2 separate regions of the Homo sapiens genome follow, and region 2 is linked to region 1. A link is a contact called in ENCODE Hi-C or POLR2A ChIA-PET data. All regions are on one chromosome and are shown on one strand. The core of a region is the stretch at or near the end of the contact, and the rest is flanking DNA. Distances in the headings are between cores, read along the strand shown.

The links. Hi-C counts contacts between places; a loop is a spot of excess contacts on that map. ChIA-PET counts read pairs that join two places held with the same protein, here RNA polymerase II (POLR2A). Pooled maps may share reads with other maps.
Region 2: a loop to region 1 is called in a pooled map, with 7 times the contacts of the local background. The contact joins two enhancer-like sites. A Hi-C loop is called at or near these places in 2 of 37 single-sample maps with no recorded cell type and 5 of 50 pooled maps. POLR2A ChIA-PET finds 5 or more read pairs at or near these places in 2 of 52 experiments (OCI-LY7 and activated B cell).

Annotation. Positions count from the first base shown.
Region 1 is chr5:150,457,627-150,464,352 of GRCh38, forward strand. No RefSeq gene overlaps it. Among named protein-coding and RNA genes, the nearest start is that of RPS14, 11 kb to the left of the region's middle. RefSeq lists a silencer at 1,276-1,345 and enhancers at 2,150-2,249, 3,019-3,645, 3,439-3,758, 6,548-6,726. Within about 2 kb of position 3,790, at least 6 of the 41 ENCODE cell types and tissues checked have a DNase peak (open chromatin) inside an H3K27ac peak, as active enhancers do; they include OCI-LY7, where a contact is called at or near this core.
Region 2 is chr5:151,212,664-151,219,389 of GRCh38, forward strand. The region is part of intron 1 of CCDC69 (coiled-coil domain containing 69); the gene reads right to left. LOC105378230 (a long non-coding RNA gene) reads left to right here. Exons shown (of 4, transcript NR_160730.1): 2 at 96-226. Among named protein-coding and RNA genes, the nearest start is that of CCDC69, 8.1 kb to the right of the region's middle. RefSeq lists enhancers at 5-194, 905-954, 965-1,044, 1,825-1,874, 2,225-2,284. Within about 2 kb of position 2,733, at least 11 of the 41 ENCODE cell types and tissues checked have a DNase peak (open chromatin) inside an H3K27ac peak, as active enhancers do; they include OCI-LY7, where a contact is called at or near this core.

The DNA of each region.
Region 1 (6,726 bases), core at 2,540-5,039:
TCGGCAGCAGCTCATACTGTCATTTGTCCAGGAGCTCTATCCCCTCCTCCCCTTGAAGGGTAGTTTGCAAATGCAACAGAGGAAGGGTGGGAAGAAGCTGTGGCTCAGAGAGGGTGAGTTTGCTCACCAGGACACACAGCCAGGAATCAGACACCAACTGTGGCCCAGGTGGTCCTGGGACTTGGAGGGAGGACCTTCTCAAAAGTGTTGGCTGCTGTGAAGCTGTCGTGGAGTCATGGGTCTATTGCTGGTCTGAGCCCCAGAACACACATGAGCGCTAGTCTGCGTGTGTAAGTGTGGCACACAAGGGAGAGCGGCGGTGTGTGTGTTGGGGATTAGGCCAGGTGCACACCCTCCAGGGTCCAGGGGAGGAGGGGCTACAAAAGGCCTGGAGATGGCTCCCTCTGTAGCAATGCCCCTCTAGAGACCGGCAGGCTTCGTCCTCCAGGGCTGTAATTCACCTGCTCCCCGTGCTCACAGGACTCACACGCGGTCTGCGAGCAACTGATGGGAGCCCCTGTGTGCCCCAGGACCTGTCATCTCAGCACTCGCCACACAGTGACCGTGTCACGGCCTGCTGCCAAGGGGCTTTGTCTAGCAGGGAATATGGGCAAGAAACAAGGACAAAGTAAGGAACGGGGGATACGGAGGGCTCTGGCTTGCTCAGGGGCCTTGCTGGAGGGCCCAAAATGGGAGTAGGAGACAGCCAGGACAGGAAGAAGAGGGTGGGAGAAAACTCCCAGCTCAGGCCGGGCGCGGTGGCTCACGCCTGTAATCCCAGCACTTTGGGAGGCCAAGGCGGGTGGATCACGAGGTCAGGAGATCGAGACCATCCTGGCTAACATGGTGAAACCCCGTCTCTACTAAAAAAATAAAAAAATTAGCCAGGCGTGGTGGCGGACGCCTGTAGTCCCAGCTACTCAGGAGGCTGAGGCAGGAGAACGGCGTCAACCCGGGAGGCGGAGCTTGCAGTGAGCCGAGATCGTGCCACTGCACTCCAGCCTGGGCGACAGAGCAAGACTCTGTCTCAAAAAAAAAAAAAAAAAAAAAAAAAAGAAAAGAAAAAGAAAACTCCCAGCTCACGAAACAGCACGTGGAAAGGTCTTGAATCAAAGGGGACCTGGGATCATTCAGGGATTCGGGAGAAGTCTCTGTGCTGAGGGGAGGGGGTGGGTGGGAGGTAAGATCAAAGGTTGGGGCCTGGGCCTTGGGGGCGGTGGGTGAGAGGTCTCCCTCGCTCTGACCCAACGGAGGCAGATCCTCGGTTTGATCCTGGGCCCAACTCTGCTCAGTGAGGAATGTCGGGGCGGGGTCCCGGGGTGCGGCCCCACCCACGGTGCGTGGAATACAGGGGCGGGGAACGCCCGCTCTTCCCGAAGTGCCCGCTAGATGGCGCCAGATCTCCGTGCTGCAGGGGAAGGACCCGCCTCGGCGGGGCAGGTACACGTGGAGGGTGGAGGGTGGAGGGTGGAGGGTGGAGGGTGGAGGGTGGAGGGTGGAGGGTGGGCGGAAGGCGCAGGGTGAGGTGTCTAAGCCCAGAAGATGGTTGGGACGTCCTAGGATGTGGTTGTGATGTGACGACGGCCTTGATGTACATTCTCCCTTTGTGTCCCATCACACCCCAGGAGCTCAGATTATTATTCTCATTTTACTCAGCGGGAAGCTTTAAGTAGGATGAGGTCAGGGCTGCGCCCAGGTCACTCAGCTGGTTCAGGGTGGTGAAGTGGACAAAGATGGCACCCGGCCTCTGTGTGCCCTGCCTGCCGCAGGCCAGCTCGCAGAGGGCCTGCGCTCAGTCCATCCAAAGGGAAGGGCAGTGCCAGGGCAGCCCAATGGCTGGCAGTGCCAGGGCATGGATCCCGAGTCGTTTATTCATTCAGCGGGTTTATTGAGCACCTACTGTGTGCCAGGCACTGGTGAGCGATAAAGCAACGGATAACACAGACATGGGTCTCCTTCCCCACGGAAGGGACAACCTAATGGGGAGACAGCCAGGCGTTATACAGATAAGCCTGCCAACAACTTTATTATTAGAGATTGTGGTAAGGGCTATGAAGGAAATACGCACACCTGAGAAGATTCCAAGGTAGGCTCACTCTCGAGGTGGGCAGGGCTCAGGCACAGGGAGGGCTCAGGAGGAGATATGGAAGCTGAGACCTGAAGCGTGCGAGGTGCAGCCATGAGGAGGGCTGGAGGAGCAGCCTTAGGGGCAGAGAGGACAGCAGTGCACAGGCTGCCAAAATTGGGAGGAGCCCGAGGAACTGCAAGGAGGCGGGGCTGGGGCCAGGAGAGAGAAGAGTGTTAGGGCTGTCCCTGAGGGCAGGGGCCAGATCCTCTGGGCCTGCTAGGCCCTGCCTTGTCAAGGAGTGTAGATTTATTATTATCGTTGTTGTTGTTGTTGTTGTTGTTGTTGTTATTATTATTATTATTATTATTATTATTATTATTATTTTGAAACAGTTCTGCTCAGTCGCCCAGGCTGGAGTGCAGTGGCGCGATCTCGGCTCTCTGCAACCTCTGCCTCCCAGGTAGCTGGGATTACAGGCACGTGCCACCACGCCCGGCTAATTTTTGTATTTTTAGTAGAGACAGGGTTTCACCATGTTGGCCAGGCTGGTCTCAAACTCCTGACCTCAAATGATCCACCCGCTCCGGGCTCCCAAACTGTTAGGATTACAGGCGTGAGCCACTGCGCCCGGCCAACTGTAGATTATATTCTGATTGCATGGGAAGGCAGTGAAGAGCTTTAAGCAGGGAGCCACATGTTCTGATTTGTCTTTAGAAGTCCACTCTGGGCCAGGAGTGATGGCTTGCACCTGTAATCCCAGCACTTTGGAAGGCTGAGGCGGGAGGATCGCTTGAGCCCAAGAGTTTGAGTCCAGACTGGGCAACTTAGCAAGCAAGACCTTGTCTTTACAAAAAATAAAAATAAAATAAATAAAATAAAAATAAAATAAATTTAAAAAATAAACGAAAGTCTACTCTGGCTTTGGAGAATTGGCTGAAGGTGAGCAAGAGAGGGAGCAGGAGGAGGTGGAGACGGTCACGCTGGTGAGAGGTGACGGGGGCTCAGACCGCGATGGCAGCTGTGAAGATGGAGAACAATGGTCAGATCTGAGAGATACTTTGGAAGCAGAATCTGTAGAATTTTCAGATGAATTGGATGGAGGGGTGAGGATGATTGTAGGTTCTAGGCTTGAGCAACGGGTGGATGATGGGGCTATTAACCAAGGTGGGGAGAGCCAGGGGGAGGTCACAACTTGGGTGGAGGCTGGAATCAGGCTCAGGCCCTGCTATTTTTGGAGCCTTCTGTGTGATATCCTAGTAGAAGGATGGGGCAAGCAGTTGGAGCTTATTGGAAAGTTCAGGACTGCTGATGTAACCTCAGGAGCCTCTAGGTTGTATTTTATGTCAAGGGATTGGATGAGATCCCTTCACACAGCCCACAGTCTGGCAGGTAGTGAAGGCCTCATCACCGGAGGTGTGCAGGACAGGCTGGCTGATGCCACTAGAGAGAGGAGGCCTCTTTGAGGGGAGGTGGAACAAAATAGACCCTGAGGATGCCAGATAGCAGGACTCGGTGCCCCTGGGGCCACACGGAGGAGCTGGATATGCTGGCTCTGTCTCTTTGTCTGGTTGGAGCCTCCTCTCCCTTTGGCACCATTCCCCCACTACCATCTGGCAGGGTCCAGAGACACACAGACCCTGGGGTGGGATGAGGGGCAGCCTCAGGGATGGGGCTGTAATTTCAGCTGGGGGCAGGGCTCCTGAGTCTCAGCCACCTGGTGTGAGGTTCCTCTTTCCGGCACCTCCTCATGACTGTCTTGCCTGACAGCCCCATCCCCCACAACTGCAGCTACTCAACACCTCTCAGGAGGAGGCCCAGCCCAGGGAGCAGCTCCCTGCTGTGTCCCACCTGGAAAGGCATTGAGTCTGCTGGTGCAGCATCCCCGGGGGTGGGGGAGGGAACTAGAGGGGCTGCCAAGCTTAATTAGTAGTTGTGAATCCCCGAAACCTGCATCTAGAGAGGCCCCCCAGACTTTCATCTTCAAAACCTCCCCACCCACCTGGATGAAAGGGCCAGGGAGGGGCCAGGTATTAATAGTAATTATTAGTTTCACTAATAAGGAGAAGAAATGGGATTATCACCACGCTCAACAAGTTCTCCCCTCTTTGTCTACCTCTTCTCTCCTTCCTGTGGGCTCCTTTTTCCTTCCTCTCTCCCTCCTCCTTTTTTATTTTTCTCTTTTTTAATTTGTAGAGATGTGGTTTCACCATGTTGCCCAGGCTGATCTTGAACTCCTGGGCTCAAGCAATCCTCCTGCCTCAGCTTCCCAAAGTGCTGGGATTACAGGCGTGAGCCACTGGGCCCGACCCTTCTTTCTTTTCTCCTCTTCTCTAGGCCTTGCCACTTCCATCTGTCCTTGTTTCAAGGCCTTGGGATCTGCCTGCCTCTCTCGGTTCCCTTGCTGTCTATTGGGGTGTCTTAGGTACCAGGACATTCGGGGAACACCTGTGTTCATCTGGGTTGCTGAGGGAGAGACATAAGGGTGAGAGAATGTTGTTAGGATGTTGGTGTCCATTCATTCATTCATTCAGTCATTCATTGTTTTATAAATAATAATTATTATTATTTTATTTATTTTTTTGAGACAGAGTCTCTCTCTACCCCCTAGGCTGGAGTCCAGTGGTGCAATCTTGGCTCACTGCAACCTCCAACTCCCAGGTTCAAGCGATTCTCCTGCTTCAGCCTCCCGAGTAGCTGGGACTGCAGGCGCCTGCCACTACTGGCTAATTTTTGTATTTTTATTAGAGGCGGGGTTTCACCATGTTGGCCAGGCTGGTCTCGAACTCCTGACCTCAAATGATCCACCCACCTCGGCCTCCCAAAGTGCTAGGATTACAGGTGTGAGCCACCACACCTGGCCACAAATAATTATTGAACACATACTGTGAGCCAAGCACTGGGTTGGGCGCTGAGGATTCGGCGCTGAATAGGACAGATGTGGGCCATGCCTGCCCAAGTCAACATCCTAGCAGGGAAGATGGACAGTAAACAGTAAACTAACAGATAGACATAAGGTCACAGAGTGTGGTGCAGACTATAAAGGGAATAAATTGCAGACAGGATGGAGAGCTATGTGGGTGGCTACTTTAGGCTGGGGCACCAGGGAGGTGACATTTCAGCAGAGACCTGAATCATAAGGACTAAGTTATGAGGGAAGATTGGGAAAGGGTTCCTGACAGGAAGAACAGTCTTTGCAAAAGCCCTGAGCTTAGCATGAGGATGTGAAAGGAGGATAAAGTGGCCAGGAGTAAGGAGGAGAACCAGAGGGAGAAGGGAGATGAGGTGGGGACAGGGCTGGCACCACGAGCCTGTGACCTCTACAGTTGCACAGGGCCCATGCTTGGTTAATGCACTGTGGTTGCTGTCCTGAAATTCTTTTTTTTTTTTTTTTTTTTTTTTTTGAGACGGAGTCTCGCTGTGTCTCCCAGGCTGGTGAGTGCAGTGGCGTTTTCTCTGCTCACTGCAACCTCCGCCTCCCAGGTTTGAGCGATTCTCCTGCTTCAGGCTTCTGAGTAGCTGGGACTGCAGGCCCATACCACCATGCCCAGCTAAGTTTTGTATTTTTAGTAGAGATGGAGTTTCAGTATGTTGGCCAGGCTGGTCTTGAACTCCAGACCTCAGGTGATCTGCCTGCCTTGGCCTCCCAAAGTGCTGGGATTACAGGTGTGAGCCACTGCACCAGGCCCTGAAATTCTTAATAGTGGTTGAACAAAGGCTTCTGCATTTTTATTTTGCACTTGGGCCCTGCAAATTATGTAGCTCGCCGTGGTTGGGAGGTTGGCAAAATAACTGGGTGTCTGTGAGTAGAGATGTGAAGGCTTCTTGGCTGGTGTTGAGTGAATGAATGAATCTGCTTTTGCAGAGTTCATCTGTGAGGCTGTCAGAGGGCCACCTTTGCCTAGACCAGGGGCTGCTGCTGTGCAGAGAGGGGTCACATTCAGACATGGCCCCAGAGTGCCCCCAAATTCTGCAGTATCTGTTAGATTCTTCCGGGCCCACTGCCTGCAGGGTTCCCAGGGCTGTGTGCACCAGGTCTGAAGCAGCATCATGAAAAGGTGGGTAAAGTCAGGCTTACCCCACCCCCTGCATTGGCAAACAATAACTCCTCCACCCGAGGTAGAATCTTGCCTGTGAAGCCTCAGACTTTAGAGCCAGACAAACTTGAGTTCAAATCTGGCTTTCACATTCTGATTAGTGGATGTGACTAAGTGTACTTTATGCAGGTGATTTGCTTCTCTGAGCCTCAGTTAGTTCCCTCATCTGTAAAATAGGGATCACTACTTCTTAGAGTTGTTGAGAGGATTAAACGAGGTAATAAGAGGAAAGCTTTTGGCACAGTCAGAACTTAGAAAATATTTGCAATAATAATAGTATTATGGCTGGGCACAGTGGCTCACACTTGTAATCCCAGCACTTTGGGAGGCCGAGGCGGGTGAATCACCTGAGGTCAGGAGTTCGAGACCAGCCTGGCCAACATGATGAAACCCCGTCTCTACTAAAAATACAAAAATTAGCCAGGCGTGGCGGCAGGATTAGTCGAGATCGCGCCACTGCACTCCAGCCTGGGCAATAGTGCAAGACTCCACAAAAAAAAAAAGTATTATTATACAATCTTTGCAGAATTGGGTAAACATTTGCTTTTGCCCCTAAATGTCTAC
Region 2 (6,726 bases), core at 1,483-3,982, 750 kb after region 1:
CTCAAAACCAAATTATAGGAGGGGCTGTTAACAGAACAAGAGTTGGTCAGCCTTGAGAACAGGCAGGAAGACCTGATATTGTCTTCAAATCTCAGCAGGAATGTCATGGGTAGAAGCTGCTGGCGTGTCATCTACAGCCTTGGAGGACAGGATTGTGGCCAAGCATGAGGAGGTTCCAGAAGTTTCAGTTCAGTATGAAGAAAAATTTCAGAACCATCACAAACTGGTAGGCTGCCTCATTGGAGGGTGGGGAATCGTGGTGGAAGTGAGCGCTCCATCATTAGTAGCATGCAAGAAGAGGTTGGAGAGTCAAACTTCATGCTGTAGATTGGACTGGTGATCTTTTAGAACCCTGAACTCTAACAGTCTATAATTCTAAAAAGCATCACTGATGTTCGGCAAGTGAAAGCCTCTGGTAAGCATAAAGAAATTATCTACTACATGGCATGTAAAGACCACCAGCATTAATGGAACCTCAGGGAGCTCTGTTGAATGCTATTCAGGGAGCAGCATTTTGGGGTGAATGGCTGTAGTCACATACTCAAGCCTTTGGGATAGACCCCTAAACTTCCCTCAAATTATTTTTTATTTTTTATTTTTTGAGACGGAGTCTTGCTCAGTTGCCCAGGCTAGAGTGCAGTGGCGTGATCTCGGCTCACTGCAAGCTCTGCCTCCTGGGTTCACGCCATTCTCCTGTCTCAGCCTCCTGAGTAGCTGGGACTACAGGTGCCCACCACCATGTCCGGCTATTTTTTTTTTTTTGTATTTTTTGTGAAGATGGGGTTTCACCATGTTAGCCAGGATGGTCTCAATCTCCTGACCTAGTGATCCACCCGCCTCGGCCTCCCAAAGTGCTGGGATTATAGGCGTGAGCCACCATGCCCGGCCAACTACCCTCAAATTCTGAGCCTCACCAGGCAAGAGTGAATTAGGCAGAAGCAACTTGGATAGAAGCCGCCCAGCTATTCCCTACCTTGGGAATCCTAGTAGGATGGAAGGTAAGAGTAGCCCTGAGGGAGGTTCAGCCTGTCCTGCAGAGACTTGAGCTAGCCCTCTTTGGGAGCCATCACTCCATTCTGTTTGTCAGCCTTCAAGGCTTGTGTATTTCTGATTAAGTGCTTTGTGTCCTCATTGTTCCTGCTTAACTTAGAGAATTTAGTAATTAAAGAAGACTCCTTAAGAGTTCACCCAGCTCCTCCGTGTCCCATACATCACAGGCCTGGCTTCCTCTGAGCATGTAGTTCTATCACACCTATCCTGGCTGAGGAAGGCTTACGGGAACCCAGAGCAGGGTTGGAAGGGCCCCAGGAGGCAGCTGACTCCAATCCCCACCTCCTTTTTCCAGATAGAAAAGCTGAGGCCCAGAGGTGGGTGGGCAGATAACTTGTCAGAAGCTGCAAAGCAGGGAAGCAGAGCCCTGGGGAGAATCCAGACTCACAGCTGAGGCTAGAGTCCTTTCCGTCCCCCTGATGCCAGGGTCAGCTTTATCTGAGTAGCTGAGCCTGTAGGGGAGAGGTGATTCTAAGTCTCAAGGGGCTCAGGTCACACCCTCCTCAATATCAGAGCTGCCTTTCCGGTGTCTGGCCCAGCACCACTAGTGCTGGGATCTAAGTAACCACAGTCAGAGCCTATTGGCCGAGGGTAGAGGCAGGAAGGAGGCGGGGAGTGTGGCCCAAGGGGCCCCACTCCAGGGCCTTCGGGGAGGAAGGGCGGGGCCTAAATGATCAGGGCTGTTGAGAAATGTTAGTGTTCACACCCGAATTACAGAAGCTCAGACAGAACACCATAAATACAGGCCTTAGCCTCCCCATCTCTAAGATGGGCAGAGATATTCTGCCAAAGTAATGCCTGAATTTGATGTCATTGAAACTCAAACACTGCCAGGGACATTAAAGATTTAATTCATCCCCTTCATATCATATAGTGTGTGGTCAACATTTCCTCACTGGCTGGAGGACAGTCCAATGTGATTGTACAACCAACTTAAAGTTAGAAGTGCCAGGCTGCACCACTCCGCTGCACCGGGGACACGGCCTATGCTCTGAACACCTGCAGGACCCCCAGAGCACACAAGTCAGGGGCGGATGTGGTCTCCACTGCTCCTATCTGACCAACTGATGAGGTGTCTCAGGGGAGCAAAGGACCACTTCCTTCTTAAATACCCCTGCACCTGGTGAGCCAGACCACAGCAGACAAGCATCAGAAGGGCCTTGAGTGCAAGGCCTCACTTCACAGACGATGACACTGAGGCCTAGAGAAAGCCTTTCTAATACACCTTATTTATTTTCTTCCTCCCTAGGGCTCCCGTTTTCTTGTCCCATATCAGCTTCCCAGGGTGTCTGCTAGTTCTGGTTGCCTCAGAGGGCCTGGAGCTGGCAAAAGCACTAGACATTATTTCTAGCATTTGGGTCAGCCTGGCAGGCAGGACCCTGAAGGAGCTGGACAGAAAATGGTGTCAGTAGCTGGATGGGGGTGGGGAAAGAGACAGGCTGAGGGCCCAGATACCTGTCTCCCAGTCCAATGGCAAACTGGAAGGCCAGAGCCAAGGTCCTAGCTTGCCATCTGAGGCTGAGCGCCTGGATACCTGTCTCACAGTCCAATGGCAAATTGAGAGTCCAGAGCCAAGGTCCTAGCTTGCCATCTGCTTGCTGTGTGACCTTGAGTGGACACTCTTCCTTTTCTGTGCTTCTGTACCCTCCTCTGCATGGCATGGAATTGTGCAATGGGATACGTAAGAGCCCTTCTGGTTTTGACATGCTGTGGATGGGGAAGAAGGGGCAGAGTGAGGTCATCTTGCTATCTCATCTTCTGTCGATCCTGTCCGGCTTGTTTGCTCTGGGCAGGGCAGAGGCAGTTTGACACACTCAGCTGTTAGCTCTGGTCATGGAGGGGGCTTCTCTGGAGAGCAGGAAAGGAGGGTCCCTTGCTCAGGAGGCCTGGGTGAGAACCTGGAGCCCTCCACACCATCCCCTGTTCTTCAGCAGACAGTGTAAGGGTGGTTGTAAAAGAGAGGGCGGGATTGCCTGAAAGCAGAGAATGACAGAGCTCAGCCATCTCCCAAGTTGCACGCAGCATGCTCCTAATTCTACAGTAGCACTGTGAACAGAAATAAGTACCCATTAGTGAGGACAAGGAGGATGCACAGGATGCTCAGGGCAGGACCATTTGCAGTAGGGAAATGCTGTAAACTGAGGACTGGCTGGATATACTCAGGGACATAATACTATGTCATTTCATTCATATGTTTAAGAGAGTGAAGTAGACCTTTATGTACAAAGATGGAAAGGCATTTGGTAAAATACCAATATCCAAACTAAACTATTTCTTTTCTGTCACCCAGGCTGGAGTGCAGTGGTGTATTCTTGGCTCACTGCAACGTCCACCTCCCAGGTTCAAGCAATTCTCCTGCCTCAGCCTCCCCAGTAACTGGGACTACAGGCATGTGCCACCATGCCCAGCTAATTTTTGTATTTTTAGTAGAGACAGGGTTTTACCATGTTGACCAAGCTGATCTTGAACTCCTGACCTCAGGTGATCTGCCCGCCTTAGCCTCCCAAAGTGCTGGGATTACAGGCGTGAGCCACCATGCCCGGCCAACTATTACTAATGATAAAAAAATGCATAGGAAAAAGTACCTAGAAAAGCACAAACTGATAACAGTTGTCATCTCCAGAGAATGGACTAAAATTACTGTGGTCAAGGAAGGGTAGCTTCCATTTTACATTTTACCTAAATTATTAGGATTTTTTTTTTTTTTTTTTTTTTTTGAGACTGAGTCTTGCTCTGTCACCTAGAGCGAGTGGTGTGCAGTGGTGCGATCTCGGCTCGCTGCAGCCTCTGCCTCCCAGGTTCCAGCGATTCTCCTGCCTCAGCCTCCTGGGTAGCTGAGATTACAGGCACGTGCCACACGCCCGGCTAATTTTTGTATTTTTAGTAGAGACGGGGTTTCACCATGTTGGTCAGGCTGGTCTCAAACTCCTGACCTCAGGTGATCCGCCCGCCTCAGTCTCCCAAAGTGCAGGGATTACAGGCGTGAGCCACCACGCCTGGCCAATTCTTAGGATTTTTAAAGCAACAACGCATTCAAGAATTACTTATATACAAAGAAATTAACAACAACAAGAAAAAGGTACCTCTCTTGGAACCTGAAAGCCTCCCCCAGAGTCAAGGTACAGACAGAGAAATCAAGGCTGGGGAAGAGAATAGTTAGCAAAAGAGGCAGAAGTGGACCCATTGTTAGAATGATGAATACCAGAGGTTGGGAAGGACGTGTGTGTGGGGTGCGGGGAATGAAGAAAGGCTGGTCAAACGATACAAACATACAGCCAGATGGAAGGACTACATTCTAATGTTCCATAGCAACCATGAACTGTATACTTTAAAATAGCTAGAAGAGAGGACTTGAAACGTTCCCAACACATAGAAATGATAAATACTCGAGGTGATGAAACTCCAAATACCCTGACTTGATCATTACACAGTCTATGCACCTAACAAAATATCATATGTACCTGAGAAGTATGTAAAATATTATATATCAATAAAAAATATAAAGAAGTAGGCCCCATTCTTGACTCCCAGTCCAGTGCTCTTTCCTCTACAGATGCAGCTGCTGGTGTCCAAAAGCAATGGGCCCTGTCCAGGCACCTCCTTGTTTACAGTGCTGCCTCTTCTGCTGCCAAGATGGGTTCCAAAGGGAGGCACTGGGTTCTTGCTGTCATTTTTGATTGCTGGCAACTTGGGGCTGGGGGTGAGAGGGTGGGTAAGGAGCAATTAACCTTGCGATATGAAAGTTTCCTAAAGCTGCTGTAACAAATTACCACGCACTTGGTGGCTGAAAACAACAGAAATGTATTCTCTCACAGTTCTGGAAGTTAGAAGTGTAAATTCAAGGTATCAGCCGAGCTGGCTCTTCTGGAGGCTCTGAGGGAGGATCTGTTACCTCCCTCTCTCCCAGATCCTGGTGGGTGCTGGCAATCCTTCGTTCTCTGGCTTGGGAGATGTGTCACTTCATTCCCTGCTCTTCTCCCTGTGTGTCTGTGTCCAAATTTCCCTCTTCTTGTTGGGACACCAGTCACTGGATTAGGGCCCATCCAATGTGACCTCATTTTAACTCAATGGCCCCTGCAAAGACCCTATTTCAAATAATGTCGCATTTACAGGTTCTGGGTGAATGTAAATGTAGGAGGGGACATTACTGAATCCAGTAAAGGTAACAGCTTTTCTGATGTCCAGGCCATTTCCTTAAGGAAGGCACAGGGGCAGGGTCACATGGGGCAGTAGAAAATGGCGAGGAAAGCCACAAAGGTCATTGTACACTCAGTGAAAAAAAACTCCATTGCAGAGAGGAGGAAATCTGGAAGTAGGTCAGACTGCATATCACTTGTCTTGGGGGGATGCATGGATGTGGATGGCTGTTTTAGGTATAGTACAGTGTTTGGCCTAGATGTTCTGGAAGGTTCAGATTTGAAAATAAGGTGACACAAGATAAACTATTTTTAGGGATTAAGATTCACCTTGCAAGACAAATAGGATGGCTTGTCTTCAGGTAATGGATGGGTTTAGATCTGCTAAAGATGGATGGATCTTCTCTTGCTCCTTTTCTCTGCCAAGGTGGGACAGCAGGAGCTCCCTCCCCACTGCCAGTCCTGCTGCAGTGGGGGCTCCCAGTCTGGCCCTCTCCCCTGGTCACTGGGGACGGCTCACAGTGCTGAGGGAGGATGATGCAGAGGACCGAGTGCCAGCCGTGTGGACGGAAGCCCAAGTACACCCTGAGGTGTCAGAGCCAGAACTAGGGTCATCTGAGAGGCTCTTCCTTTCGTTGGGAGGGTACTTACACTCTTCGAGTTTATTTTTTGAATATGAACATTCATGAATTTCATACTGAGACCCCTTAGAGCTCCTTTTCCAGGCAGGTCTCAGACTTCTGTTCACTGGCTGATCTATGCACCCTGAGATGTCAGGGGGCAGCCCCTCCTAACCAGAGTTTCACTGTCTTGATTTATATAGCAGCCTGTTTCTGTGCAATTAATTTAAAATTTCATCTTTTCTTCCCTTTTTATGACAAAAAAGAAACACAGTGCTGACATGAAGCACAGGTCCCAAGCCTAACAGCCAACTGAAGCAAAAATGGGAGCCCTTAGGTATCTGGGAACTCGTCAGGCTCTCAGGGGACCTACATCAGCCACCCATGAATTCAATAGAGGAAAAGAATTAAAAACATGTACATGTGCAGAAAATATATCACCAAAGGTTGTATCTCAAAGGCAGAGAGTATTGGGAATTATTCTAGTGTGTTTTAGGTTGCCAAACGCAAAAATCTGGTATTTAATCTCACAGGTCTTCCAGAGTGCCTTGTGCATGGAAGCCTGTACTGGCTTTAGCTAGGAAGATTGGTGGGCATTAGTTTCTAGGTTGGGCAAAATCATCAGCTCGGAGGCCATGTACATGCCAACATCTCCATGATGGTTGGGGCAGGGGGCTGAGTGCTGCAGAGGCAGCTTTCCTTCACGCTCCTCAACTGTCCTGCCCTTACCAACCGAGCTAGAAGATCAGATTTGCCCACTCCTCCTGACCAGGTGTCAAGGGCTGCTCCCATATTCCTTCTGCCTAGCATGCCCTCCTGAGTAACTCGCCTGCCCCATAAGTGCCTAACCCCCGCCCCCCTTCTAAACCCAGCCAAGATGCTGTCTCTCTAAGGGGCCTTCCTTGACCCCCCCGAGTCCA